3 separate regions of the Homo sapiens genome follow, and all the other regions are linked to region 3. Evidence: read pairs that join two places in POLR2A ChIA-PET (ENCODE). Cell type or tissue: OCI-LY7. All regions are shown on one strand. Each heading gives the region's core, and the rest is flanking DNA. Links, peaks and the distances in the headings are about the cores only.

Region 1 (10,501 bases), core at 3,746-8,745, 250 kb before region 3:
CATCCAATCAAAATATTTTTCTTTAATTACTATGATTGAATCAAATTAATTTCTTTAGCCTATAATTAAGGTTTTTATTTTCTGTGGAATATAAATTTTATTAGCCACTATCATAACTCACTGCTATATTTCAGATTACATGAACCACCTGGGTTCTTCAATACGGTGTTTTAGTTATCACCACAATATGTTCTTGAAACTAAAACACTGTTTTTTTGCAACAGAGTCTCGCTATGTCGCCACGCTGGAGTGCAGTGGTGCAATCTCAGCTCACGGCAAACTGCGCCTCCTGGGTTCAAGCGATTCTCCTGCCTCAGCCTCCCAAGTAGCTGGGACTATAGGCATGCACCACCATGCCCAGCTAATTTTTATATTTTTAGTAGAGACGGGGTTTCACCATGTTGGCCAGCCTGGTCTCAATCTCCTGACCTCATGATCTCCCTGCCTCAGCCTCCCAAAGTGCTGGGATTACAGACCTGAGCCTCCATGCCCAGCCGAGACTAAAACACTTTTTAAATCAGATGTCTAGAGGATAAGAAAGCTAGATTATTCACACGCCATTTTAATTTTGAACACAATGTTTATCTCAACATACTAATTGATATTCTAAAATATTTACTGGAGTTTCAAACAATGAATTTTTTAAAACAATATAAAGAATCAAATGTGAAGTAGAGTTATGTTGTGCTGTTTCTATAGCAGTCAAGAAATGATTAGTGAGAAAGTAAAAACAATTCAGTTTATATATTTGATGTTGTTAAATAGTTTTTATCATAAGCCTATTTTGATCTTAATAATTAAAATTCACTCTGCATCAGTTGCTATGGCAGCACAACTTCACTGAACAATGAATTCCTCAAGTTCTGCTGTGAAGTCACTGCTGGCCTGAAGTCTTTACTTTGAGACTAGAGAGTTAAATATATAATTTTCTAGTTCATAAATATCTAGTCAATACTTGGAATTGCTTTGCAATCTATAGCAAGAGTTTTGCTCTCAGAGTCCTGAGGACTGAGGCTTTTTATTTGGCTTTCATTTCCTATCCCTTTAATAAATGAAAACATTCTTGATAAGAACCATTTCGGCAGGGCTCACCTCAGGCAGATTGGCTACAACTATAAATAGTAAAATCTGCCATCTGCCTTTCTATTCTTGTGCTGAATGCAGTGCTGGCATTGTGTTCATACTTCGCTGGTGCCAGGCCTGATGCTGTATAGCCAGCAGCAACAAAAAATAATAGTGCAAGACAGAGATAATGAAATGAAGAACAGAAATGGTACTACTATAATTAACTGCTGTTTTGATATTCACCACAGTAAAGAATACACAATGGGGCTGAGAGACTAAAGCCACATTTTTGCCTTAGCCTCTTTAATGGGTTTGAAATCAAACTGTTGTTAAAGGCCAGTGATTTTTACATCACTGATAATTAATTAAAATGTAAAGAACCTACGCACAGTTAGCAATGTATGTTTGTCATGTTAGCAAGAGACTCAATAGATGTACCATGTATTCTTTATTCTAATAGCATTTAATGAGGCATCTCTTTTTATAATCATGGATATTTTCCTGTTCTATTTTAGAAAGATAAATGTTATGGTTAATAATGAGTGTGAACATGACTGGATTGAAGGATGCAAAGTATTGATCCTGGGTGTGTCTGTGAGGGTGTTGCCAAAGGAGATTAACATTGGAGTCAGTGGGCTGGGGAAGGCAGACCCACCCTTAATCTGGTGGGCACAATCTAAGCAGCTGCCAGCGAATATAAAGCAGGCAGAAAAACATAAAACGGTGAGACTGGCCTAGCCGCCCAGCCTACATCTTTCTCCCATGCTGGATGCTTCCTGCCCTCAAACATCGGACTCCAAGTTCTTCTGTTTTTAGACTTGGACTGACTCTCCTTGCTCCTCAAGCTTGCAGACAGCCTGTTGTGGGAACTTGTGATCATGTAAGTTAATAAACTCATATACATAAATATATATATATGTGTGTGTGTGTGTATATATATATGTATGTGTGTGTATATATATATATTTACACATGGGAGTTTATACAAAAATACAAACAAAAAGTATATACATATATATTATATATAACGTGTGTGTGTGTGTATGTGTGTGTGTGTGTGTATATATATATTAGTTCTGTCTTTCTAGGGAACCCTGCCTAATGCAATCAGCTTTCCATAATACTTCCATAAACAGCAATGATGAAAAAATTATACTGAACCATTTCCCATGCTCTTAGTTCTGAAACCTCAAGCAAATTTTAATTTCATACACAGCTCCCATCATTCCTGTTGGGAACTTTGAAATCCTCAGCTACTGTAAAATACAAACTTTTTCTGGTCTTGCTGTTATATACATCTGACCAGTTTTAAATAGAGAGTGACTGTCAAGGCAATCATTTGTACGCCGGAAGTGAAGAAGGCTACTGCCATAATGCATATTCCTCTAACAGCAATTACTGAAGCCATTAGCTTATTTATACAACTAGCAGCCAACTTCCAGAAGGCACCATTCATTCCTGAAGGAAGTGCCATTCATATAGAACACAATGTGAACAGCATCTCCTTGAACTGTACAACATGGCTGTACTAAATGTATATTTAACACCCAAGAGGAGATGAACACAGAATATAATCTACCCTCCAATCCATAGGTTCTGCATCTGCAAATTCAATCAACCAGTGATTGAAAATATTCAGGAAAAAAATAACAATACAGCAATAAAAATACAAACAAAAATACACTTAATAGCTATTTAAATAGCATTTACAATGTATTAGGTATTATAGGCAATCTGGAGATAATTTAAAGTATACAGGAGGATGTGTGTAGATTACATGTTAATACTACACCATTTAATATAAGAGACTTGAGCATCCTGGAGGTTGGCGTCTGTGGGCGTCCTGAAACCAATCCCCCCTAGATACTGAGGGAGGCTTTATACGGATAGTTCAATCCTGTGACTGTCAAACCTGGTCACATATCAGAAACACCTGGGCAGTAATTTAAACATACTCTTGCCTGGACCTTGTCCCAGACAACTTAAATCAGAATCTCAGATGACCAGAATCTCAGGTCCTGGCATTGTTTTCTGGTTTTCATTTTTTAATGCGCATTTTTGTTTGCTTTTAACTTCCCTTAGGCGATTTTAATGTACGACCATGGTTGAAAACCACTGATATAATGATATCAATTCTGATTAAGTCTTTCAAGACAAAGACAAATGATTTAACCTTCTGTATCCATTGACACCAGAAAATATTTTTCCTAAAACTCTTAACTAGCTTTAAAAACATTAAAAAGAAACTTAGTAATATGCTTAACTGCCAAATGTTAACAAGCATATATAAAGAACGATGTCACTGAAAATATAAAGAACTATGTCAATGCAAAATAACAACCAAAACAATATCAACTGTGTAAAGGTATAAAATAATAAGAAGGAATTTCAATGTGATACATTAAAGACAAACATTCTTCAGGAGTGGAACACATTGCTTAGTGAAAGAAACAGATGTACTGAGTAGAATGGGGTACATCTGGAAGAGTCTACTATAATCAAATAGCATTTACATTCAATAGCTATAGTTGATTTTTTTACCTCATAATAAGGAAGGGAGAAGTTTAACAGGTACTTCTACAGTGTATTTCTACAGAATCTACTTCTATGGATACAGGCATTTTTTAAACTTCCCTTTCTAGAAATTATATCAATAGCCCCCCTAGAACTGCAGTGATATAATTTGTTCACTCCAGATCTATAATGTTTTATCACTGGTCTAGTCACTTTCCAGGAGAGAATCTCTAGCTCTCTTAAAGATGGAGTCTTTTAACAAAAAATTTTCAGGGATATAAAAATATTGCAAAAGGTATGTTTCTCTCAAATTATGTCCTCAAAATGATTTAACCAAATCCTTTTAAATTTCTCCCTACAAAACATATGAAATAAATACTTCCCATGAATGTATAACTCATCAATGTAATAAAAACACTTTTAATAACATATGGTTAAGTTACATTGCATCCCCATAATATCTCATTCATGCTAATAATCTTATATCTTAGTGAAATATTATTCACGTCTGTATCTGAGCTTTTCCCCTTAGTGAAATTTTAGGGACTTTATAACAAGTTTCTCTTTGGAATAATTGATGAGCTCCACATTTTAAAATAATTGTGTGCTAACACTTGAATACAGGACTATATTAACAACATACGTTTCAAAGCATCAATAATTTATTTTATTTATTTATTTATTTATTTATTTATTTATTTATTTATTTTTGAGACAGAGTCTCGCTCTGTCACCCAGGCTGGAGTACAGTGGCACGATCTCAACTCACTGCAACCTCTGCCTCCTGGGTTCAAGCGATTCTCCTGCCTCAGCCTCCCAACATCAATAATTTCTTAAAAATCACCGTTCAAATTCTTGGGTTCAACTCTCAGCTCTGCCACTTAACTAGGAATAGTTATTAAACCTTGCTAAGCCCTAATTATAACACACTTGTTTTGAGGATTAAATGTGAAAATGCATACAGTATGTATCACAGTGCTTGGCACACAGTGTGTACTCAGTAAATATTATCTACTGTAATTATCTATTGAGTCTTGATAAACTCTAAATTTGGCCTTTATATTCAAGTAATAGTCATTGATTCAAGGATGTTCTTCAAATTAATATTGAAAAAGACAGGGCCAGACATGGTGGCTCACACCTGTAATACCAGCACATTGGGAGGCCAAGGAGAGAGGATCACTTGAAGCCATGAGTTCAAGACCAGCCTAGACAACATAGGAAGACCCCCATCTCTACAAAAAATTCAAAAATTAGTCGCATTTTTGTATTTTTTGGTGAGAATTGTAGTAAAGGGATAACTCTGGAAATTACATGTATAGATGTATTTGGCATATGCCTATAGTCCCAGCTACTCAGGAAGCTGAGGGAGGAGGATCACTTGAGCCCAGGAGGTCGAGGCCGCAGTGAGCTGTGATTGTGCCACTCTGCACTCTAGTCTGGGTGACAGAGCGAGACCCTATCTCAAAGCGTGTGTGTGTGTGTGTGTGTGTGTGTGTGTGTGTGTGTGTGTGTGTAGAGCTTCAGTTTTCATCCCTTGACTTTCATAATAATCTATATTGTTAATAAAAGTTCTTAAGTTTATTTTGCAGTTGAATATTTGCAAGTGATTTTCCAGGAACTATCATTATTACTGTTTTTTACACACTTCTATTAGAAGCTTGGCTCCTATTTTGATTAACAAATAATTAGCCGGTACCTAAGAAATGTCTCCAAGTGATCTAAGTTACAAATATCATAGTAGGACCCAACTTAAGATAGAGTGCTCATTCTATCATTTTTATTTTAAAAATAAAAATAATTTCCAGAGTTATGCCTTTACCACCATTATCGGCAATAAGGCGGACTATTTCTATTTATAGTAACCCTTATCTACCAACTATGGGTCAGTAAATATGCAGAGAGCACTTCAATACCATATACCTAGTCATGGTGGGCTACTCCTGATTTTTAAAATACCATCACTGTTCTTAAGGAACTTGTAATTCAATGAAACACGTAAGTATGGTTGTAGCAATAACAAACATTTAGAAAGTAACTAACACAGGTAGGTGTATTAAGGTCTGTATGTGGAAACCAACCAATTTGCAAATGTAACAAATCAGTCTTCAAACTACAGTATAATACTTAAGATCTCCCAAAACTTGTTAGACTTATTACCTCAAACTGCAGATAAGCTAGAAAATCAACACTCCTGCCAAGTGGGAACAAGCCCTGTTTCTGAATAAATTATACTTCAGTGTGTGTGCATGCACAAACACAGGGACACACATTTTCAAAGCTGTAATAGCTCAAGTACTATCTAATTGATTTTAAGATTTTATCTAATTTTATTACAAGAGCAGATAATTTTACTTCCCAAAAGTGGTGGATATTTTGAATGAATGAGAGTTGTTCTTAATATTTGTCAATTTTCCTGATTATCTGTAATTATAGTAACTACTTCATAGGATACAAAATTTCAGTTGGAGTAAATTCAAGAGATCTGTTGTACAAAACCATGACTATAGTAAATAACAACGCATTGAAAATTGCTAAGAGAATTTTTTTAATTGGAAAAAATATACACTCTTCTTCAATTATTTGATACTGGAAAATAGTAACTTTTTCAGAAAAATGTTATATTAATATATAATGGGATGAATAATGTTATTTTAAATAAAGAACATTTTTAAAATTTCTTAGGTTTGACTTCTAATATGGAAAATGTCAAAAGACAAAACCTACAAAAACAAAAATTATCAGGGCCCTCAATAATTTTTAAGCATATAAAGCAGTTCTAAGACTAAAATGATTGAGAAGTACTGCAACAGACTGAATTAGATTCTCAGGGCCCAGCCTGCAAATTTGGATCCAATCAAAAACCCATCAGAAAGAATTGTGATTAAAAAGAGTGTGGTGCAATTGAATATGCTGTGTGAAAACAAAGAAGGAAAATCATCTTGATCTAGAAACCAAGGTTAGCTAAGAAAAAAGGACAAGCAAAAGCAAACATTTGCTGAGGGAAAACTCCACAGTGAAACTGAGGCTCCTGGGACTGTAATTTTGGCCTCAATGTTCTTATGCATCTACTTAGCAAATGGTAAATGGCAGTGCAACGTTTAAACAAGTACATATTTTTAATTCATGATAAAAATCAGCAAACTGTGTAAGTTATAACTTACAGCAGATTACCCTCCTCTATCTCATGGTCTTTAACTGATACATAACTCTTTCAGGTCAAGCTTCTTGAGGAACTAGTCTATGGCTGCTGTTCTACTTCCTTTCCATTTCTTGTCTCCTTAAAGTCTGGCTTCTATCCCACTTTCCTTACCTAAATTTTTAAAGGTGGAAAACGAATCCTACCAACACGAAGATCCCTCCCCAGTTTTTTTTTTTTTTTTTTTTTTTGGCTTAAAATATAACACATGCTTCATGATTTAAAAATCCAGTATCACAAAACAGCCCATGATTCCATTGTTGTCATGAGTCCTCTTTCCAGAAGCAACTTCTTATCTAATAGTAATAATTATTCCTAAATAGCCATATGCTTATATTGCTATTTCTTGATTTATTAATTTCAGATTTTGCCCTTAGGTTCCTGCTCTGATAGCTGAACCTTCATCTTTAAAAGAACAGCAGCATTCAGTGCTATCACTTTTCAGTCTTCATGATACTCTCCTCTTGACTTTCATGACACTGTGTCATCCCAAAGTAATCACGATTTTGTTAGTTTGGCTTTACAATTTCTCATATGGAGTGTGCTTCAAATTTATTGCCTCTTAGTTACAGATCTAACAAAGATGTTATTTGTACTATACATTTTAAAGAAATTTATCTAAATAAAACTATTTTTAGATGTTACTATAACATTAAGAGAAATTCCATATCAAAATAAGCTGTGAAAAATGTTAAGCTGGAAAAGCATTTGTTACATTAATCAAAACATGTCAGTAATATGGTATAGCTTATAATAATGATTTAGTCTAGAAAAGTGGCAAATGACAACAACTACTAGGCTCAAATTTTATTTATTTATTTTTGGGGGTATAATGTCTTGCTCTGTTGCCTAGGCTGTAGTGCAGTGGTGTGATCATGGCTCACTGCAGCCTCAACCTCTTGGGCTCAAGTGATCTTTCTACCTCAGCCTCTGGAGTAACTGGACTACAGGCATGTATCACCAAGCCTGGCTATTTTTTTTTATTTTAATTTTTGTAGAGACAGGGTGTCACTATGTTGCCCCAGCTGGTCTCAATCTCCTAGCCTCAAGCGTTCCTCCTGCCTCAGCAATTTTATTCTCCCAAAGTGCTAAAATTACAGGCGTGAGCTACTGCATCTGGCCTCAAAGTTTATTTTTTCAGGTAGTAAATAATCCATTAAGTGGCAGACATTATATTTCAAACCAAATACAAGTAAATAATACTTAAAATTATATTAATATTGAGTGATGCTATAGAATCAACATTTTAAAAGCACGGGAAAATATAAACGAAAGTACTTACTAGGTGCTATTTGTGCCTTTTATGAATGATTAAATTGGAATAAAAGCATCATTTGGCTATAATATTAACAACTGTCATAAAGTATTTCCTTCAGGCATATGTGGGACCCTCTAGCATAATGGTACTATAACAGAAACTTATTCTCAGGGAGAACTGCAGTTACCAGAGAGGCTTAATTTCATTGCATTACAGCACTATAGATGAAAAATGTAAGCAAGAGCTAGAAAATTTGTATGTATATCTCTTTATTTAAAACATATATTGAACAGCATATATAATTTTGTATGTGTACATGTGTAAATAATTATTCTTCTCTGAGAAGAATTACCTAGGCTAAAGCAATGTCTTCAGCATTTTGGGCTCCAGAAAAGTACACATTTAACATGCTTGTCATAGAGGCCTCCCCCAGTGCACCCAGTGAGGCATACAAATCCAGATAATGAAAATTCTGATTTACCTGGCTACACTATTCTGAATGTCTGACCTGTTACCCATGTGCAAATTTAAAGAAGATTAGAGAAAGAGTGAAGGCTTACAGTGTGGTCATTATGCTTTGAAACATGCCTTTTTATACATGGCAAGATGATACATTTCAGTTGTCCCCTTTACTTCGAAGAAGGTGTTGTGCTAAAGTATAACATGTAAATTTTAGTATGGGCTTAAACACTCACTTCTTATGTATATGTTTATCTTCCTTACGTTCCTATTTTGAAGTAAAACAGGCTAAAACACCTACCACCATACATTTCAGACATTATGTAAGTGTTAATTGGAAAATATATAACAAGAACATGTTTGCTGGAAGGCAGTGACTAGAGTAGGGGCTATAATAGTGGCAATACTACCACTGCTACTGTCCCTGAGAATAGTGTCAGTTATTAGCTATCACCATGAATAGAATACTAGGGTAGAAATGTTGTGTCCCAGATGGTAAGTGTTATCTTCTCATAAGTACCCTTGTGTTGTGCATAAATATAATGAAGAATTCTTTGTTTTTCCTAACTAGTTAGAAATAAGATCAGTTTATTATTCATTAAAAATCATCTAGTTTGAGACAATGGATATGTTAATTACCCTGATCACTATACATTATGTGGATCAAACTATCATTATGTACCCCCATGAATATGTACAATTATACTTTATCAAGCAAAATATTAAATAAATAAAGGATTGGAAAAAATCATCTAAAACACTTCACAATATGTAAGAAAATTACATGCTATTGAAAAGGACACAGCCGGGCACAGTGGCTTATGCTTGTAATCCCAGCACTTTGGGAGGCCGAGGTGGGTGGATCACCTGAGGTCAGGAGTTCGTGACCAGCCTCAACATGGAGAAACCCCGTCTCTACTAAAAATACAAAATCAGCTGGGTGTGGTGGTGCATGCCTGTAATCCCAGCTACTTGGGAGGCTGAGGCAGGAGAATTGCTTGAACCTGGGAGGCGGAGGTTGTGGTGAGCCAAGATCACGCCATTGCGCTCCAGCCTGGGCAACAAGAGTGAAACTCCATCTCAAAAAAAAAAAAACAAAAGAAAGAAAAGAAAAGCCCACTAGGAGAGAATTAGTTTTAACCAGGGCATAGATTGATAGAGTCAAAATTAAATCAAATGAAAGAAGCATGCTCAGTATACCTACAATTACTCCAGTAGTCATGAAAAAAAGCATGAACTTTTAATTTCTCTTAGGCAGAAATTATGGCTTAATTTATTTTAGTTTCTTGTGTTCTAAATTCATGCTTCTTAGAGTAAGCTTACTTAATTATAAACATTCAGCAATACCTATGAGCCTTAGAATCTTTTATAACCAAAGAAAATTGCATATTTATCAGCACCTATGTTTCACTGAAAACATATATCTCTGCATAAGTGTTTGGTTGGTAAAGAAACAGGTCTCATCCTTCTTAATCTGTAGCCTTATGTACCTTATAGACACATTTATTTCTTGACTTTGTTTTTAAAATCTAAGCTGTCCTTTATCTATCACATTCTTCCACATAACTGAAGCTATGTAGTTGGCTTTTAAAGGTGTTTCAAACATCTATTCAAACCTGAAAATACTTTATCAGGTTATGAATCTGGAGTCCCCCATCTCAGGTCTTGATTCCTTAAGAAACATAACTAGTAGTTAAAACTTCAAAGTTTTGACATCACATTTTCATCATGATTCTGCTTTTGCTTCTTGCCTAAAGTTTTGGTCATTTATTAAGAAAATGAATGTGGATACAAAATATTGGGGATAGTTTTATTGTGGCCTGAAAAACAACCAAATTAGTTTGCCTTGAAAATCAACTAATTAGTATATAAATTAGTATCTTAGGATAAATATGTCTGTAATTAATACATGACTCTCTTATTAAATTTCTTTGTTACATGCAGCCAAAAACATAGTATTGTTGTTCCATTTAAAGCAGGATGTTTCTTCCTTCAGTACATGTTTG
Region 2 (10,501 bases), core at 2,022-7,021, 1.4 Mb before region 3:
CAGCACTGTGTCTTCCAGAGGAGACCCCTTTCTGTGAAATGAGGGGTGACGAGAAGGCAGCTAAGCCTGCAGACTGGCCCATGTGACTGGGAGGGCATGAGATAAAGTGGTGGTTTTCAAAAGTGGCTGTGTATTTTAAAAAAATACAGATGCCAGGGCCGTCCTCTGGAGATGTGAATTCAGTGGGTACAGGGTAGGGCAAGGGAACCTGCGTGTTTAACACGTGCCCCCTCTACCCACCCACTAGGCAGACCTATGTCTGGGGAGCACAAAATTCCATCATTCCACCCCAGCCCACCTTCCATGGGGTACTCAACGCCACCTCCCTCATCCTTAGGAAGGGATGCTGTTTCTAGGATGGCTGAGGGTAAGAAATGGGAAATTTTGTGTACCAGGCTGGGGCTGGGGAAATAATGAAAAGAATTGCTATGATATAACCCAATCACAGGTGCCACAAACTCTTAAGTCTTATAATTGATGCCCATTAGGAACAGCTTTTTCTTTATGATTGTCTAGAACAGAATGAACATTTGACAGTGCCTAATGCACTTCTCGGTGGGAAAGCACTCATTCCTGCTGGCACTTACTCCTAGCCCCCTGGCTTCTCTTTCCTCTCTCTGTCATTCTTGATCTTCCTTCTTCTCTACTTAATAAAAACACCTTTCATTTCGGTAGCCCTTTGCCGTTTTCAAACCTCTTTCCTGTCTATTATTTAGAATCCAGCGAGGTGTGCAGAGATTTTTAATTCCCAGTTAATAGATGAAGTTCAAAATGTGTACTGCCTTGGCTAAGGTCACTGCACCAGGAAGTGGTAAACACGGCTTTGTTCTAGCCTGAGCCTGCCATTGCCACAACTCTGCCTCTCCTTGTACCTTCTCTCCATCTTCTTCTCCTCCCTGCCTGTCTTGGCTTTTCCTCCTGGGAAAGAGTTGTTACGGAAGCAATTGCTAAGAGGTTTTCTAATGCAGAGAAAGGCCTGCAATGTTGTCGATGTTGTTGTGAAAGGGTCTCTGCTTTGGTGCCCAGCCCTGGGAGGGAGTGATGTGCTCTGATGGGAGAGTCCCTCGTGAGGATGACTTCTCCCTCCTGTGGCTACTTCCAGAAAGCAAAGTCACAAAATAACAGAGGATCACTTTGCCTCCACCAACCAAAGAGAGACAGCAGTGCCCAGGAGCAGAAACACTAGGAGGCAATGGAGGGAAATCTAAGAAAGTTGCTTAGAGGCCAAAGGGGAGGTAGAGGTAGAAGAAGACACCCAGGAAATCCTCACTGAATGCACTCTGGTTACAACTATTGACATACTCCCCTCAGTTTTGCATGCCAGCACAGCATGCCATCTGGCAGTTAAGGAACAGCAGTGCAGTTATGTTCCAGTTATATGCCAGCCCTTCTTTCTTCAGCCTCTCTTAATACTTCTTGCCAATGAACAGTAGCCCAGCAAGGGAGAAGTAGAAAAAGCATTCCCCTGGGATTGCATACACTTAACCCCAAATCCTATCTCGGCTACTTCTTTTCTGAGTGGGCTCAGGTGTGACTGGTCACTTACCCTCTGAGCCCCAGTCCTCTCACCTGGAAAATGGGAACAATGCTTGCCTCCTCCCAGTGTCGCAGGAGGGTTAAGTGAGGTCCTGTGTAGAGGAGCTAGCTCTTGTTTGAGATCGAGGAGTCCTGGGTTCTTCTTGTAGCTCCACTTCTAACTAGCTCTGTGTGCAGGAGAGTCCCGTGGTTCTTTGTGGCATTTGTATTCAAGAGTTCCATATATGTGAAAGCTTCTGAGAATAGTAAATGCCCATACCAACGTAAGGAATAATTATCGACTAGGAGTAGACAAGTGTAGAAGGAAGGGAGAAATAGGATTTTTTCCCTTTCTGGCTGCTTTTCCTCTTTTCTAGCATTTTTGGTTGTTGCTGGTGAGTCTTCTGGCCTTTCCAGCTGTGATCCTCATCCCCAATCTCTTTTCAGTCCTATTGGGAGACTTGTCCTTTGTTTCAGTTCCAATGAGAGTTCTGCCAGCTGTCCCAACTCTGCACACACAGCCAGGTCTGCATGGCCTGCTCCGCTTGCTGGTCTCAACACTCACCAGGTTAGCTGGGAGGTGCCCTGGCCTTTCTCTGGAGGGACAGTTAAAGTGAGGGCTTCAGTTGGCTCGGAGCTGAGTATGGAGGTGGTGAGGTGCACGCTGGGGAAAGAGCCCTCTTGCCCTCCAGAAACTGATGTTCAAGGGGTTTGGCTTTTCCCTTTTCTGAGATAAAAGGTAGCTCAATTCCACCCACCTGCCTCTCAGGTTTGCCTTGGGGATTAATGCAGACAACTGGTAGCTGAGCTCTGGTGAGATATCAAGTGCCTGGAAACTGTTAAATCGCAGCTTTCTTGCCCTAATCTTATCACCTGCCATTAAAGATCAGAATATGAAAGCTGTACATTTGTAAAGCTCAGTGCAGTGCCTGCACTGTGCTGCAACACAGAGAAACTCAAAATAGTTCTTCTTCCCCAGCAGTTACTATGGCACCATGCATATTATGGATTAATATTTCCCCCCACCACTCCCTTTGAAAGGTAACCCTGACACTGAGCCCTCCCTTTCACATCCTCCCCACAATCAGGTGTGATGTTGACAGAATCCAGTGTTTCCAGGGCATCTTTCATTGCCTAGAGTCACAGAACACCAGCCCAGCGTCCTCCCAGAAGCCCCCTCCCCACCCCTGTACATGGAGCTACCTGCCAGAATGAAAGTGACAGCTGTCTAATAGCTATGCCCCATCCCACCCAGAAAGCAGACACTTAGACCTCAGGGGGAGAGTGGGAGGTTCCTGCTTAGGTAGCAGCAAGGCTAAGGAAGAGATAAACTTTTCTCGTAGACAGAAGGGGTCCTATGTTCAGGTCATGTACCTATGAAGGATGTGCAGATATGCCCCATGTGCATTACTCTGCTGGTAACTCCATCTGTGTGTACACCTTACATGCTTCTGCATGCATTTCTGCTGTGTGGAACCACCATGATACCTGCATGCTTGAAGTGTACAGCATACACTTATGGAGCATGTATACACTGCACACTCACACAATGCGATTGTGTGTGCATGCACCTGTGTGGTTAAGGGGAGTCATGAATGCAATATTTGTGTTCACACTGCTGTCTGCCATGACAGTGGGGTTCCACAAAGGGTTACGGGGCCCACTGGCTCTGGGTTGGCAGTGCCAAGCCGTGCTACCCTCTGTGAGGCAGGTTCAGTAACGAGGCTTGTAATACTCAGCCGTTATCCATAGAGCTTTAGAGGATCCACAAAGCCCGTTCATTCAGGCATTGCTAACAAGCCAGCGGCGACAAGCCGATATGCACAATGGGACAGAGTGAGAAGCTAAGAGAGGTCCTTGTCTGCCTGGCTGCTCTGCAACTTGCCAACATTTTGCTCCTGTCTTGCAAACTTAATGCAATCTTTCTACATTATATGTCAGAGTCCCCACCTCACCCTGAACAAAAAATAAGCTCAATAGTCATTTTGCAACTCCAGCCACCCCCATCTCCCCAAATCCTGCTCCCCCTTCTCCTGGCTTTTCCTTCTTTTTTTCTGCACTCCCACTAAATTAGATTAGTCACATTCTTAATTAGCTGTGCGGGTAAGAGCTCTATTAGGTATTAAATGTTTGTCACAATCCAATTAAAAAATCCATCACAGCAGGACAGGTTTTCTGAAGTCCAGCAGATTGATGCTGGGGGGCCTGGTCCTCTCCTCTCTGTCAAGGGATGCATAAGAGGAGCAGGACTGAGAAGGCAGAGGGAACCTGGGGAGGAACTACCCAGGGAGGCCACCTGGCCTGGCGCTAGGACATTGCTGTTTGAGCCTGGAGGAGTCAGGCTACTGTAGGGTGAACAAGCGTCTAGATGGCCCAGGACTGTCTCAGTTTAGCAAAGGGGTTGGTTGGCCACCCTGGTCTCCAACATACTGCTCCCCCTAACCCCACAGAGTGATGTAGTAAGGCCAGTATGGGGCATGTGTGCTGTGTGTGCACATTCATGTGCACATGTGCATGTAGTGAAGTGAGATGGGCTGCAGGGTAGAGAAGGGCAAGATTGACAGCTTAAGCCTGGTGGGAGGCTTTTCAGCTCAAATATAAAGAATGGACTTTGATGGAGTTGGGTTGTGGTTTCCAGGGGTCCAGCTCCACGCCAGAGCTGCCATTCAGAGCTATGTCTTTCTGTTCCATTTTAAACAGAATTGCTCAGGAGGGGAGCTATCTCATGGTAAAAAGAAAAGAAAATGAGCATTCATCCCTGCATCCCCAGCCTTTCTTTCTACACTTCCTTGGCCCTTTTCCCTTTTCCTTTAACTTTTCCCCAGGTAGGACTCCTCCCTTTGCATCTCCTCCCTGGTCAAGCTGGGCACACACAGGCCCTGTTTAATGGGCACCTGGTTTTAGACCCTCACTCCCCCAGTTCCCTGCACCACCATATCCTTCTCCCTTGTTTCCTCTTTGCCACCAGGATGGGGAAGAGTTGAGGCACACAGCACTATTATTCCACAGTGCTGGGCCCTGCAGTGAGAGGGTGAAGGGGAAGTTTAGGCATCAGTGCCTCCAGCACCTCCTAGGTGGATGGCACTATGTACTTAGCCACTTCAAGTCTTCCGATGTGGTTTTTTGTTGTTTTGAGTTTCTTGTTCTTTGGGTGCATCTTTTGTGGCTCTGTCGACCGGTAATAACTATACACTGATTGCTTTTTATTATGATTGGCATGCCAAAATGCCCTGCACTCTCAGTTCTTTCTAATTCTACCCTCCCGTACCAGCAGATCTTAAAATCTGACCTTGCAAAGAAGGCTGTCTTGTTCTGTCTGGATGAGGGGAAGTGTTTACTCACTTCGATTGTGAGGCCCTGAGGGGCAGGAAGCAAGACTCATTCATCCGCACATCCTCAGCTAGCAGCATGGAGCTGAGTTCAGAGGAGGCACTTAGAAGCCTTTGTTGAAAGACTAAATGAATGAGCTCACATTTGAGACTCCCTTTTTATTCTTCCAGCACCCTACATATGCTTGCCCCTTTACTTCCACATAAAGCAAACACTTAACTGTTTATCCAGCACCTGCTCATTCCTCTGAATGCTTCTACATTCTCTATCAGAGTCATCTTGTCTGTCTTAGTTTATAAACCCCTGAAGGGCAGGATCCCTGTCTGTTTAATTGCCTCCCCATAAGGCTTGCAGCCATGCTAATTCTCGGGACAAATGAACATGCTTGGTGCTGGCTCTCCATTGTTTCATCCATTCTCTAATCATCCATTGAGTGCTTCCTCCTGGGTCAGTGCAGGCTCGGGCTTGAGAAGGACAGGAAAGAAACGTCCCATTCTGCCTTTCCCTCCAAGAGCTTGCCATTCAGGTTGAGGGGACAAGGCATTCAGAGGAACTAGTTTCTTAGTAAGCTCAAACCAGATTTTAGTAAGGGACCCAGGTGAAGGATGCAGATGCACCTGCTTTGGGAACTCTGAGACTGGTAAGGGCCCTGTGTGGCTTCAGAGGTCAGAGGATGCTGCTCAGCCTTAGCTGGAACTCAGAAGAGGCCTTGGAGCAGCGCTGTGGCAGGGCATTTCCAAGCAGAGGAATGAGCAGAGACATGCAGACTTGGAATAAGAAGTGAGTCTGTTGATTGGGGGAAAAGAGTAGTGACGAACCTAGCAGGAAGCAGCATTGCAGAAGGTACTGTAGAATTGAAAAGGGAATATGAATGCAAGCTGATGACAATGATAAATCACACCCAAGCCCTGAAGGATGCACCTGCTTCCTCCTCCTCAGCACACCTGAAACAGTGGGACCCCAGGTCTCATTTGGCTTGGGGAGTGGTTTGGAAGTTTCTCAAGTGCTGTCAGCAAAAAGAGCTGTGGGATATCCTCTTGTCTGGTTAGAATTCACCTCTGTGAATGCACAGGTTGTGGCCTGTATGTGGCTGTCTTCACTGAGAAGGCCTGCAGAAACTGCCTTTGGATGGAGAGTGAAGGCTTGTCAGTCAATGGATATTAATTTACAAAGACAGTTTATCCTCACTTAGGGAGAACAACACTTGTGATTGCCCCACCTTCTACTCACTACATTAAAAAAATAAAATCAAATGGTGGAAGTCAGCACATCTCTATTCCTACTTCAGGCCCAGTCCCTGAGTTGTCCCAGCTCATGGGCCAAAGTCAGGGTGGCAACTACAGAAGGATGCTATATCCATGAGAATCTCCTGGTTCATGTTGGCCACAGGTAGATAGGGTGGGGGAATGCAAGCTGGCTGACCAGGGGAGGCAGGGCAGGGATGGGACATTTGTTGAGTGCCTGTGCTTGACACTTCACACAAGATTTTAAATTTGGTCTTCATAATACTTCTGCAAGAAGGTTTTAATGTCCCCATTTTACTAATGAGGAAATTGAGACGGAGAGATAAGTAACTTGTTCAAAGTCATTCTGCTTGTGGAGCAGCAATTTGAATCTATCCATCCATCTCTTTATTCAAATATTTATTGGGGTTCTGCTATGAGCCAACTAGTGTGTTGATGCCAAAGCCTGTGCCCTTCAGTTAAAGATTGGTATTCCTTTCCCCCTCTCCAACACACACACACACACACACACACACACACACACACACAGGTACAGCTCATAAGACTCCCTTGGATAAGGAGAGCATGTGGCAGGGCCTACAGGTGCCAGCTTGGGCTGCCCGAGTAATTATGTTGCTACTACTATCACAAGTGCAATTTTATGTGCCTAGTAGGATCAGTTCCTGGAGGTAAGCCTTGCTTCACTCCCTTGTAGAGTCATTAGATTTAGCAAATAAAAATATGACAAACCCAGTTAATTTGAATTTAGTAAACAATGAATACTTTTTAAGTATAAGTGTATCCCACACAATTTTGGAAACATACTTATACTGAACATTTATTTGTTTATTGTTTATCTGAGATTCAAATTTCACTTGCTGTACTATGATATCCAGCAAACTTATGCCCTTGCCACCTGTCACTGCCACGATGCTGAGTGAAGACTGGCATCACCATACCCATTCAGGGGCCCTGGCAAGGTGGTAGAAGTGCCAGGGGTACTAAATGGCTTCTGCCAACCCAGAAAGGGTCAGGGCAGTCCCCACTCCCTCACTCTTGGATGATCAGTGCTCCTCAGCATGGCCAGCTTGCCCAAAAGGCAGCAAGTCTGCCTGGCTGCACAGTGTCAGCTGCTGGGTGAGGCTATGTCTCTGCATCTCCTGGCTCCTGAGAACTGAGCATAAAGGAGGAGTTCAGTAGGCACCATGACCTGGGTGGTCACAGGCTCCTCAAAACTTAAACCCAACATGTCCAAAGCTGGCCCATCGTCTTTCCCCCAAGCCTGCACCTCTCACCCTCAGTGGGCTCAACTTTGGCCAGTCTCTCTTCCTAGACTTAGATACCCCTACGGGTGTTCAGTACCCACTCACGATGTTCTTCCTCCCTCAAAACTCTCTCTCCATCCTGTCCTCCTCTCTCCATCTCCATGTCATGGCCTGAGTTCCAGCCATCATCATCCTTCACCTGAATTATTTTAATAGCTTGTAACTCATTCTTCCTCCAACCTACCCCCCACAGAGCACTCTCAGAGTGATCTTTCCCAGATTTAAGCCTGATTTTGTACTTGCCCATATTCAGACTGTCACTGGCTCCCCATGGATTTCAGAACAACATTAATATCTTTAGTCCAGGGTATAAGCGTTTGATAATTTGACCTCTTCCACATTTTTAGGTCCATCCGACCCTCCCGTATCCACATCCCCCTCTCTCTAAAACCATTCACGCTTTCCTGAAAATGTCATGCTCTTTCCTAACTTTATTTGTCATCAAAAATTCATCCCAATTGTCATCCCTTATGAGAACCCCTCCCCTCTGAGGTTATGCAGCTGCTCCTCTTGTCCCCAGCGACCTGGGCCTGCTCATCTCAATCACTTGTGGCACTTTGTGTTCCCGTGTGGAGCTGCATCTACCACCTGGTAAGTGCTCACTAAATGATAGCTGAATAAGTAAATGTACAAGCAATTACCAGATTGAAAACTTACTTACCAAACTCTCTGAGCTCACAAATTGCCAACATGGGATTAAAATGCTTTTTTTCCTTGTTGTTCAGATGCTACCCACCTCTGCCTTTTTTACCCTCTTCTGAGGGATGCTGTGGTCCCAGGAACTCAACAGGTTCTTCCCACCAGACTTCCTGCCCTAGGTTTGAGGCTCTCACACCCTGGATGACCAGATCCTGATGTGATTGAAATCCCCAAATGGGCTTTGACAGCTCTCAGGGGTTAATGAAGTAACCAGCCTCGTGCCCCTGGACATAGGAAATATTGCTGTGGCTGAGGTCTCAGTATAAGAGAAATGAATTTCATGACCTCAATCTGGAGCCTATGCAGGCATTTTCCAATACTCCGGAAACTCAAAGTGGCCTGTTCCTGCTGGCTGACTACTGCAGGAGAGGTGAGAGGATAAAGGGAGAGGCCATGCTGTGGGTTGGGCTGGCTATACATGGAGGCCTGGCATGGTGTGAACCACACAGTGAAACAGAGTGTAGAGTTCCCTGGGGAGGACCAAGGGCCCAAGCCTGACCCTGAGGTTCTTCCTGTGCCACGTGCTGGAAGCAAGGTGCAGAGAGAGTCCCTGTTCCTGCACTGGAGATGCTCAGAAGCAGTAAAGGTGGCAGCAAAGGTCATTTTTTCCTGACATCATTAAACCAATGACTCAGATTGGTATTTGGAAGGGAACCACCCATTCCTCCTCTGTTCTTGCCTACTCCCAGAAAAGCCCTCTCCCTGCAGCCAGCTCTGATTCTGCATGAAAGATCTTAGAGGTTTCCTCTCTGCCCACACAGACTGCACCCTCTGGAAACCCTGGCTCGGCTGGTGATGGTTGACATTAACACTCTTGTAGGGCCTTTTTGCAAAACCTTAACTTGGACTTCTACTAGGAAATGATCCATCTGGGTAATTGCATGCCCTGTGAGAGGAACACCTGAAGATTTACTAAAATATGATTAACTGTTTTATCACTGAACCTTGGTGCAATGGCGCTCTGTGGAGGGCAAAGTCACTCTACAGTGTTGACCACTGCATGGGTGCCCTATTTGATGTGGGTAATGGAGTATGTATGCAAAGGATAACCAGGAGTGGAATTAGACAAACTTGGAGGTTTTCATTCAGTTGTTCATTCATCAACCATGTTGAGCGCCTGGCCCTGTGCCTGGCAACGGCCTTCCCAGGGAATGTTTTCTACTCTAGATTGCAGAGAAGAAGGGAGTTCCAGCTGGAGCAGGACTGTGATGATAATGGTTACCGCATTTAATCTTTCACATGCTTTACCATCATTACCTCTTCAACACTCAGAGCCCTGCATGAGATAATGAATTATCTCTCACTGCTGCCTACTGGGAGAATATGGGGAAACTGAGGCAGGAGCTGATGTGATTGGATTCTGACAAAGGAGGAGGGCCTCTGGGGAAGCAGCTGGGCAAGCTCCTAGGGGAAGCTGCCTCCCAGTGCAGCTCTCACTCAGCCTTGGAAATCATCCTCCTTGTAGAGGCCCAACACACTGGAACTGAGCAAGTGGGGCTGCCACACCCCAGGGGGCTATGCACACCAGGCCAAGGAGGTAAGAGGCTGTGGGAACCTGCAGGCTTTGGTGTAAACAGATCTGAGTACATATCACAACCCTATCTCTTGCCGTCTGTGTGAACTCATGTAAGTCCCTGGCTTCTTTTAGCCTCAGTTGTTCAATTTTAAGAGGAAGGTAAGGCTGCTTTCTTTGTAGAGCTCTTGAGATCATTAGAGAGAATATGTGTAATATTAGCATGGTGCCGGTCACGGTAGGTGTTCAATAAATGGCAATTCTTATGCTCATTACAGCTGTGTCCGGTGTAAGTCCCTGACTCTTTTTGAGATGCCAGGTGTCAGTATTCGTGACAGCCAGCAAGTTCTGCTTCTCCCTTTTGCCCAGTCTCAGGGCACTTGCATCGTTCTACCTCCCGCAAAGGGTGGATTGCTTCTCAGTACCCAGTGGGTGAGTCTCAGAACAGCCATGCTTAGGAAGAGCCCCCTCCCTACTGTGGGGATGCCAGATTGCAGGCATGGGTTGCGGTGCAGGGACACAGCAGTTGGCAGGAAACAGAGCCTGGGGCTGACGATGACACTTAGACACCTCTCTTCAAACAACTGCCCTGAAAGCCACCTGACCACTCAAACTGAGGTCTACCAAAACGTGTGGGGCTATCCTTCCTCCCCCTGTGTCTCTCACACTGACTTCTTTTCTCTGGTAAGATACTTTATCTGTTAATTTCCCTCAAGCAAATTTCTTGGGTAGATGGTACACAAGAGATGCCCCCAGGTCCCATTTCTACAAGGCAGGATTCTGAGTCTGCTCCCACTAAAGCTCATCAAAAGGTATGTATTAGACCAGGGCTTTTACAGTGTGAATAATAAGCATATGAACCACCTGGGGACCTTGTTAAAAATGTGGCCTCTGAT
Region 3 (10,501 bases), core at 2,621-7,620:
CTGTCAGCCTCCTTAGGAAATAATGCTAACAGTTTGGAAAGTATACTCTCTTTCTTTTTGTTCTTTTTGAAAATTTAAAGGATTTTTTTATTTTTTAAGGCAGAAAAAGATTTTTTTTAATTTTTATTTTTATAGGCATAAGGATTACAAGTGCAGATTTCTTACATGTATGCATTATGTAGAGATAAAGTCTGTCTGGGCTTTTAGAGTACCCATCAACCAAAGACTGAACATTGTAACCAATAGGTAATCTTTCAACCTTCACCCCGCTCTCCCACCCTCCTACCTTTTGTAATCTCTGATGGCTATAATAAAAGTTAAAGTTTAATGTCATTTGTTTCTCAAGCACTTCCAGGTGAATGATAAAATAGATGAAATTTCACATTTTCTCAGCATAATATTTCTATATTACATTGTACTGCAAAAGGAGCCTTAGAGGTTTGGATTTTTCTTAAGTAGCAATACTCATCACCTTATTTTGATAATCTTTAATGCACTAATCTTTTCCTGGCCTGGAAAAAAAAAAAAAGCCCTGCCACCAACCAGCATGACCTTAGAGAAAGCACCTAACCCCCTGGGACTCTGCTCCCTCTTCTAGCAAACAGGAAAGGTATAATACATGAACTTTAAGCACTTAAATTACATAATTATTTTCTGTCAAGCTGTATTAGTCATTTTCAAAATTACACTTCATTAAAGCACACCAGGATTCCTATGGAGGCCAGCAAGATCTATTAGGAATAATGTGTCAGAAATTAGATAGATATTATTAGTAACATTAACACCTAATAGGAGTATTCAGTGTTTCACTGGGGAGTTCAAAGCATTCAACAGTCTCTTATTAACTCTATAGATAAGGTAAAAAGCAAATTGCTATCCCACCTATTTTCTCAAGGAGTTTACAGTATAGTGGGGGGGAAAATAAGTAAACAGGCAATTAGAATCTGATATCATTCGTTCTAAAATACCTGTAAGTACATAATATCAACAAAGTATAGAAGAGACATCCAACATAATTTATAATATAGTGAATAGCTGACTTCACTGAAAAATTGAAATCAACCTCCTGAGAATGAGCTGATGATGCTATTATATCAATTATTATCATAATAATAGATATTGTTTATTGAATGTCTTAACTTTAAGCCAGGCTCTACTATACTGTTACATTTAAATTTCAAAGCAACCTTCATACAACAAACGATAAAACTGATTTTCAAAAACAATGGTTTTGCCCAAAGCCACATAGCTACTAAGTTACACGACCGGGATTCATGCCCATGTCTATCACTACAAAACTATATGGTCTTTTACATTACAGCCTGCCAAGGACTGTCAGTAAAAGACTATAAGCTCCCTGAGAGACCCTGGGCAAATCACAAACCTCAAAGTCTCACTTTCCACATTTCTGAAGTACAAATACTTGCTTTCATGTTCATTACGTCAACGTAAACTCGACATGAAAAAACTCCTGGCCGGGCGCGGTGGCGCAGTGGCTCACGCCTGTAAATCCCAGCACTTTGGGAGGCCGAGGTGGGCGGATCACGAGGTCGGGAGATTGAGACCATCCTGGCTAACAAGATGAAACCCCGTCTCTACTAAAAATACAAAAAAATTAGCCGGGCCTGGTGGCGGGCGCATGTAGTCCCAGCTACTCGGGAGGCTTAGACGAGAGAATGGCGTGAACCGGGGAGGCAGAGCTTGTGTGAGCCGAAGCTTGTGTGAGCCGAGACTGCGCCACTGCACTCCAGCGTGGGCAACAGAGCAAGACTCCGTCTCAGAAAAAAAAGAAAAAGAAAAGAAAAAACTCATGATGAAAGGGCACTGTAAACTATAAAACAGTTGATAATTATAAATTATTATAATTACCATTACCATTAAGAAGAGAAAGCTCTCCCTTTCATAGTAATACTTAGTGTTTACTCAAAATAGAACTTTAAGCAGCTTTTAACACCAAGTTAACCTCTAGAACAAATACCAAAAACTCTGTATCACTAATACGGCTTTAGACTTAACTGCAGGAAAAAGTGAGAAAAACAGATGTTGTATTAATGTCCTGCAATATGAAACTAATTTTTTAAAAACTTTTACCTTTAGTCTATCAAATCATTAGGAATTACATATATCTCCATGAAGATAAAAATGGAAGGTAGGGAAGGAGAGAGAGGAAAAGAACACGCTCTCTTGCTGTACTAAACTTTTATTATTAAAAATGAAAAAGTGGCTGGGCGCAGTGGCTCACGCTTGTAATCCCAACACTTTGGGAGGCCGAGGTGGGCAGATCACAAGGTCAGGAGATCGAGACCATCCTGGCTAACATGGTGAAACCTCCGTCTCTACTAAAAAATACAAAAAAAATTAGCCGGGCGTAGTGGCGGGCACCTGTAATCCCAGCTACCGAGGAGGCTGAGGCAGGAGAATGGCGTGAACCCGGGAGGCAGAGCTTACAGTGAGCCGAGATTGCACCAGTGCACTCCAGCCTGGGCAACAGAGCAAGACTCCGTCTCAAAAAAAAAAAAAAATGAAAAAGTGACAGCATAATAGAAAGGGAAAAACAGAACTGCAAATAAGAAAATCTATAATGCAATCACAGTTTTTCAAAACTTTATGCAAAACACTAAAACTAAATAATTTCATAAAAGTTGGAATCTCAGTCAGTCTCCCCAAAGGGGCTAAAGCAAAAAGATAATTGGGCAAATCTTCTATTGTGTCAATGAGACTGTTATTTCCCTTACTAAAAAGACTGAAGTAGAGAAAGATACACAGGCATTTGTCACTATGTACAGTGGTGTGGAACCACAAAAATAACCATATAAGCAAAACTGCATATAAAATGATATTTTTCAAAAGGAAAAATTATGATTCTTCAGTAACCTTTAAAAATTTTTGTCCAAACTTCAAAAACTCTCTTACTTTCAGTTATAAATATATAGGACAATTGTTAAAAAGTAAAACTATTGTTTATTTAGCACTTCGTTGTTTGAAGCACAAAAATTAAAGTATTTTAATTATTTAAAAAAACTTATCAAGAATATATTGAACAGTGCTTGCTGCCTTCTCATATAATTTACAATACAAAGTATTTTTTCTATCTTGGCAAACTGTCATATTCCTTTCTAAGTTTGGATTAACTTCCAAACTTTATCCTTTGCATGTTCAATGTTGTGAAGTATCTCCAAGAGTTCCTTTAATGTGAAAAATTTGCCAGAGTCATTTCCCCTGGAACATTCATGCTTTTCATCACAACCACTTTCCTTATTTACACTGATAAGTTCATCTTCACAAAGTTCATCTGGCTGCATATCTAGAGTCCACTGAATAGCAACAGTGTCAACACTCCCACAGACAGCTATTTATTCTACATCTCCATAAGTGTCCTATTCATATCCTTCAAAGTTACTTCTATAGCGAAGTAAAAGTTTGCTATACTACAGACATAATATTCATTGTTGCTCCCTGAAATGATGTCTTCAACTGCATGCTTTATGTCATATTTCTCCCAAAATTGAGATAAAGAAATTGCATAATCTCCAGTCTCCTTATAATTACTATTTCCTTTTGATGTGGCATCTAACTTCAGTATTTTGGCTGACATGCTAGCAAAACTGATTGGAATTTTTGTTTATTACAGTCTTAATCCAAAGCAGAAGTATATGCTCCAGTTAAACCATAAGCAGCTTTCTGTTCCTAGTGAAACTTAAACTAAAGGATGTTGGAGTGATTTTATCATTTTTTTAAATTTATCATACTTTTTCAATATGGTTCATATCACAACTTTATACAGGCCTAGGTCTCATTCTGTCTTCATTTTGCTGTTGCCATTTTAAAATCTTCTAAGACTGTGCATCTTCTAAAATTACATGCAATTTCACTTTCAGCATTATGACTTTTCATTTCTTTGTAGCACTGTTAGCTTTGTTGGCCAATTTCCTCTTTGGATTATCCATTTTTGTAAAATGTCAAATGGATTTATTACCAGAGACAAAGAGGCAACACAACCACATACTTTGCTATCTGTAAGTAAAGTGAATAACAGATACACAGTGACCAATCACCAACAGACTTTGGAAGAAGCGACATGATTGGTCACTAATCATGTATGTATATAGTGACTTGTGGACTGAACAGCAGAGTTTGTTTTGCAATTACTCTGTTAATATACTATGGTAACAGAAATTTGAACCATGTGTTTGGGAGACTAGTGTTGTAACTGAACCACGGTAAGAGAAAATAATGTATACCATAACTACAAAGCAAGGACTGCCTGTATATACACACATAGGTTCTAAAGAACTCTAGCCAAGATTTTGCCTTCCAGTGGTAGCAGTCTACTCAGATTTTGCAGGTTACTTACTTCTGATTATCACTCAAAAAAGACCAATAGTCTTAAAATCTTAACTGTGGTTGTTGTAATAGTACCACTAATAGTAATAATAGCATGCATTTATTAAGCATTATTGTGAACACTTTACAGTTACTAGCTAATCTTCTCCCCACAATCTTAAGAGGTAAGTTTTATTCACAATTTACAAATTGCAAACTGAAGCACAGAGAAGTTAAATAACTTGACCAAGATCACTGTAAAGCCAAGATTCAAACCCAGATGAGGGTACTCTATAGCTATTTATCCTAAAAATTTCACTCTAGTAACTTCAGTGATATCAGTAATAGGAAGAAGGAGTCTCTCCAGATTTAAAAATTGGTTACTCTTTTCATTCATCAGGTAGGAAATCGTTTTATCTATCTATCTGTCTATGTAACTAACTATCTATCTTAGATTTCCTAGAACACTAGGAAAAATCACCAAGAAAAAAATAACCTAAATAGATCTTAGGACTGCCATAGAGCTGCTACCAGTACAGAGAATTTAACATGCAGATAGGCTATAAAAGAAGAATATCTTAGGTCCACTTTTTTTAAATTTTCAACCAACAAATTTCAAAAACAAAAAAAAATACCAGTACAGAGAAAATAACATACAGAAAGAAGAATATTTTTAGGTCAATGTTCTTAAAATTTTTCATTGAATAAATTTCAAAAATAAAAACAAAAAAACCCTCCATACCATCCTTAGCAATAATGTTCCCATTAATTCTCACATTAATAAAGGGTCAAAATTTAAAATGCAGAATAACTCAAATATGAGTGCTTTCCTTCTTCACTTTTTTTTTTTTTTTTTTCAAGACAGGCTCCAGCTCTGTCACCCAGGCTGGAGTGCAGTGGCACAATCTCAGCTCTGCAACCTCCACTTCCTGATTCAAGCCATCCTCCCACCAAATATGAGTACTTTTACTAACTCCCTTCAAATACAAAATGAGAACTTAGCTACAGTCAGATTTTAAAATATATTAAAAATGATTATAACAAGAAAACCAATAAATTTCAAAGTCTGACATGGTTTAATCCCTGCTTAAAACATTTAAAATCAATTATTTTGCTTTTCCATTCAGTAAGACTAATACAGGACATTCAGATAGTGATACATTATTTGGGCTTTTGCAGATACTAGCTATATGCATCAAAATAAACGGGTGCTAATTTACAAGTATTTTTACAATTGAATGTATTTGTAAACACAATTCAAAAACATCTAAAAGCATAAAGAAAAGGAATATCTTCCCCTGTACAGCTACAGCTGATTAACAAAAGTCCATTTTTCTCCTTCATAAAGGCTCATTTTGCAGGCTACTGATTCCTGATTATCACTCATAAAACACATGTAGATAGGGTTGAACAAAACATGGGCAAAAAATGATGAATTCAATTTTATGAGAAAATTTATAGCAAAAGTACCTACATTAACTTTTGATAAAATAAGAAAACTAGTGATTAGACTTGGAGTTCCTATTTCTTTTTCTCTCGATTGTCATTTCTTTTGTTTTTTTTTCTAATTTTTTTCTTTTATCTACAGTCTATATTTTTTCCCATTTCTATTCGTATTTTTTCTTTAATCCCTTTCCTCTAGGGTTTTTCTTTCTTTACATAGTTGGAAGTAGAACTAATATGATTTAATGAAGAATTAGATGTAGAGTGAGAGAAAATGGAGTTGAAAATGCCAAGTTTTTCATCTACAATAATTGGAAAGATCAAGTTACAAATTAAAAAGACTGTGAGAAATTACAGGAGGAACAAGTTTGGGACAGTGTCAAACTTGATTTTTTAGTTTGATTTTTGAACATATTAACTTTGAGATGCCAGATGAAGATCTGAAGTTGTTGAATATATAAGTTTGGAGACCTCAGGTCAGAGAAAAACATTTGGAATCATCCAGTCATAGATATATTTAAAGTCATGAGACTGGATGGGCTAATCTAACAAGCAAGTGTGGTAGAAGAAAGACTGCTTAAACAATGTCTTTGAGATGTCAAAATGGAATAAAATAGAGTATACAAGTAGAAAATTAGCCTTAAAAGCAGGGACATTTCATATTATAAAAGAATTAAGTTTCTTGTAGTACAGTGGAATAATGAAATAATTCACCTAAATATATAAAACTTCAAAATTTAAAAAATACCAGGGAAATAAAAAGAATGAGTAAATTTATTAAAATATGCTGAAAATTTTAAAAATCAAATATTTAAAGCACAAATACAAAATTTCACCTATAAGACATATTTAACTTTTAATTAATTGCTTAAAGTCCTACTAAAAAAAAAATAACATTTTTAAGTCTTCCTCCCTCTTCCCTTCAAATGATCCAAAGATCTTGAAAAGGGAATAAAACAACTATGCTACTATTACAAATACGGATAAAATATTAGTAACTAAACAATATTTACTAAAGAAATAAAATAATCATATCCTATTTATAGGTACTTAATACTGACCCCTGTAAACATCCCCCGGCCCCCCAAAAAAGAAAGAAAGTCATACAGAAGAGTCAAATGAAAAGGCTTTAGGAAGAATAGCAAGATGGTCTTGATTCAAATACTTGTGTTGCCAATTATAAGCTAGATCTCATAGCAAGGCAAAATAAAATGCTTTAGCTCCCTACTCCCCGTTAAAAAAAAAAAAGTAAATAAAAGATAATCTACTTTGCAGGGTTTCTTGCTTTAGTAAGAAAAAGGCTGTGCGTGGAATGGAAATAAACATACGGTAGAAATAATAGTTGTTTTTTCCTTGCCATTACTGTGACAGTAAAAAGATTATCTAAAATAACCACTTTTTTGTTTTGTTTTTCCTGGAAAAATATCAGAAACTTTATGGACTGCTTAATATCATTAGATATTAATTCAATTAGATACTGTAAGTCAGCATTTGATTAGGACAGAAAACACAGTAATTTAAACAGGGAAAATTTACTATAAAGAATTATTAACTGTCATAGTAGAGTAACTACAAAGAGAATTTAACCCTAAAGCTAAGGGAGAGTACCACAAGAAGAACTAACGTGGAAGTTGGGTCCTTTCACCAAAGGTGGTATTCAGACCTCACTGGAGAAGGCAGGATTACAGCCCAATGAATAGCAAAGAAGTTTGTTGGACTGCCCAGGCAAAGCTAGACCACAGGCACGCAGGAAACCCTCTGGGCTGCAGCCAGCAAAGGCTGGCAGGCAGGTGGGCAAAGGAAATCAGGGCTTCCAGAGTCAGCTCACTGGCAGGGTGGTACGAGGCCTGGGGCACACAGTGTCTGTGTCAGGAAGGCTGTAGGAGGGCCTCACTGAGACAGAACCAAAGCTATGAGCTCACGGAGGGACTGCATGTGAGTGCACAGCTGGGTTGAACCAAACATCAGCAAAAGCACAGCATCACTGGATGTCCCTGGATCTTACAATAAGCAAGAGCAAGAAAACAATAAATGTAACACATCAGAAACAAAAGAAACCCCATCTTCCTGCAGTGTCCCTGCAACACCCTCTACTGGCATAATTTAATATTGTGCTTGCTGCAAAGAAGAAATGTTTAAAGCTCCATTAATGCAGATCAGCTAAGAGGACAGATTTGGAGCCAAGGGGCAATAACCTGGTAACTGGATAGGATATGGTTAAAATACCCAATCTCTTCTAATTAGCAGCCAGGCTACATATCCAAATTTCTTAAACCAATAAATTAAATGTTTATATTATAGAAGTATACTGTGATTTATAAAAGGATTCAAAAAGAGCTGCAATAGAGGTCTGCAAATTGTACCAATGCCAGTTTCCTAGCTGTGATACTGTACTATGGTTATGTAAGATGTTACCATAGGGGGAAATGGGGAAGCACACATAGAGCATCTCTATACTATTATTGCAATTTCCTGTGCATCTACAATTACTTCAAACTGGAATTTTTTTTAATGAGCTCCAAAACATCTAGAATCAATCAACTTATGAGAACACATTACAGACAACAATATATGTTTTCATTGCTCATATTTTAAAAGTATTTCTTAAAATACAATGCTAAAAACGTAATAGTACTACATCCACATTTAATACTTAAACCATGATGCCGCCTCTCCCCACTGGGTGCCAACAGAAGCCAGCAATGAAAAGATGCTGAAAATTCTGTCCTGATTACAAGTTTCAGTTCAAAGGCTGAGAGTCAGATAGAAGCTTCCAGTTATCCACTCCCCAAATTATTCACCTGAAAATGCCAATAGCTTTCTATCAATTGTCACATGAAATCATTAACAGAGAATAATGAAAGTACTTTTGTATAAGTAAGTAATACCTGTTTTCCTATGGAAAAAGAGAGTTATCCTTCTACTGCCTTAAAAGAAAACACAAAAAGGACAAGTGAGTAAGCTCACAGGGTAGCTTTTAAAATGTTATGCAGAATATGGGTCATCCCACTAATCTATTCCCATTTTCAGGAAAGGGAGGAATGATATCCTCTAAGAGAAATTATTATAACATCTAAAATTCTTTATTTTGCTGTAAAAGTTCATAAACGTACTAATTCACATAAGAGAATAAAACATCCAAATCAGACTGACATCTAGGCAACTTCAAGATAGTAACTTGAGTTTTTACCTAAATAAAACTGTAACAACTTGCTAAGGCAAAAGTAAAAATAAGTACTAAGTAAATCCAGCAAAAGACCCTCAGAATGGTCTAACATCAAGTTAGAGCAGTCAAAAAATAATAAACAATTCAAATTCTACTGTCCATCAAATTTAGTGATGTCAACTCACACTAAAAAACTGTTTCATGAGAAGAAGAGAGTCCCTGGGTGATTTTTTCAGTACTCCTTGTCTAGGATATCTTTTCCTCAAGAAAATAACACAAGGAAAGGTACTATCAATCACCCATGCTACACAGTATGGTTCTTATCACTTCAGTTTCTCATTATATAGTTTGTGCTGCAAGCCGGCAAGCACAAATTGAAAACTGAAGCAAAATTGCTACCAAAAGAGGCACATCACTGAACTCTCCAAATGATCAAACTACATGATCTGATATGATCACTGTCATTTAGAAGTGATGTTTTTCTAATGTATATATAATGATTGTATCCCCCCAAATCAATGTGAGATAGAAGTGGCTCATGGAAATCCTTATTTTCCAACAGTGTTGGCCCATGTTACTCACTGCAAATTGAGTTGTGTGCTTATAACAACTCTAATCATTATATTCTGCTTGCTGTATCACTACTTCATTCTGGTTAGCACAAGTATTAATATGAGGGCAGACCCCTGAGAAGAGTGATAGGACAGACATAAAACCTGGTGCCAAAAATCGCTTCCTGATTACCCTTCCCCAAGGCCTGAAACTACCATTATTGGAACCTCTTCATGTTAAGGAATAATAAAGAGGCCCATTTTCTAAATGTATATGGTATTATTTGTCTTGAATCATTTTATCATGAAATAAGAAGTAATACTTGGCAAAAAAAAAAATCAACTAGACAGAGCACTAATGGCAAAGACTGAAAAAATTTCCCCTTCTCTCACCTTTGGAATATTGAGCATAGCAAACTATTCAAAGCATCCAAGTAGGTGCTAAGTAATAGTGCTAGTAATAGTGCATTTAGGTAACAGTGCTAGTAATAGTGTATTTTAAACACTATCAAGGCTTTAAAAATACATATCAATGTGTTAGTATGCAAGAAATCTTTTGCAATATTTCTGTATGTGGTGATACCAAAACCCATAATAATGGCAGCTAGTCAGAGAGAGAAATGATCACCATTTCTGCTTTGGGAACACCAGAAGAGCCTGACCTCATGTACACACACTTTAACATCTCAGCTGGAGACCCTCAATAAGTAAGCTTTGCCCTACCACTCCTCACACATTTCATATACAATGATCTTGCTTTCTCCTCTTAGTTGTTAATGTCAGCTTTCTCTTCTACAAATTGGCTTTTCTCCCAAGGCACTGAGGGTTTGAAATTTCTGAGCAATCACTTGAATGCCCTAACATCTAAGTTCGCACTTTTAAATTCTGCTGAAAAGATACCAAAGAATACCAATTCATTTATCTTCAAACTGGCTTAATTTTAAACCTAGTATATAATCAAGAATTAATTGGGTTTAGCCTTTAAGAGTACACAGTCAGAAATCAGATGACCCTGGTT

What was found. Peaks named below come from ENCODE experiments on the same cell type or tissue, not always from the same donor. Only the 100,000 strongest peaks of a DNase experiment are listed, where the experiment ranks them.
Region 1: POLR2A ChIA-PET joins it to region 3 with 6 read pairs; 2 of 35 experiments call an interaction of 5 or more read pairs at or near these places.
Region 2: POLR2A ChIA-PET joins it to region 3 with 5 read pairs; 1 of 35 experiments calls an interaction of 5 or more read pairs at or near these places.

What each region holds. Positions count from the first base shown.
Region 1 is chr1:174,510,716-174,521,216 of GRCh38, reverse strand. All of the region lies in intron 13 of RABGAP1L (RAB GTPase activating protein 1 like), which reads right to left. Among named protein-coding and RNA genes, the nearest start is that of GPR52, 68 kb to the right of the region's middle. In OCI-LY7, for the core only: no CTCF peak of the experiment used is centred there; no DNase peak of the experiment used is centred there.
Region 2 is chr1:175,668,028-175,678,528 of GRCh38, reverse strand. All of the region lies in intron 1 of TNR (tenascin R), which reads left to right. Among named protein-coding and RNA genes, the nearest start is that of TNR, 70 kb to the left of the region's middle. In OCI-LY7, for the core only: no CTCF peak of the experiment used is centred there; DNase peaks (open chromatin) are centred at 4,888 and 5,758; H3K4me3 peaks cover 2,218 bases; H3K27ac peaks cover 3,287 bases.
Region 3 is chr1:174,260,224-174,270,724 of GRCh38, reverse strand. All of the region lies in intron 7 of RABGAP1L (RAB GTPase activating protein 1 like), which reads right to left. Among named protein-coding and RNA genes, the nearest start is that of RABGAP1L, 110 kb to the right of the region's middle. In OCI-LY7, for the core only: no CTCF peak of the experiment used is centred there; a DNase peak (open chromatin) is centred at 5,244; H3K4me3 peaks cover 775 bases; H3K27ac peaks cover 4,610 bases.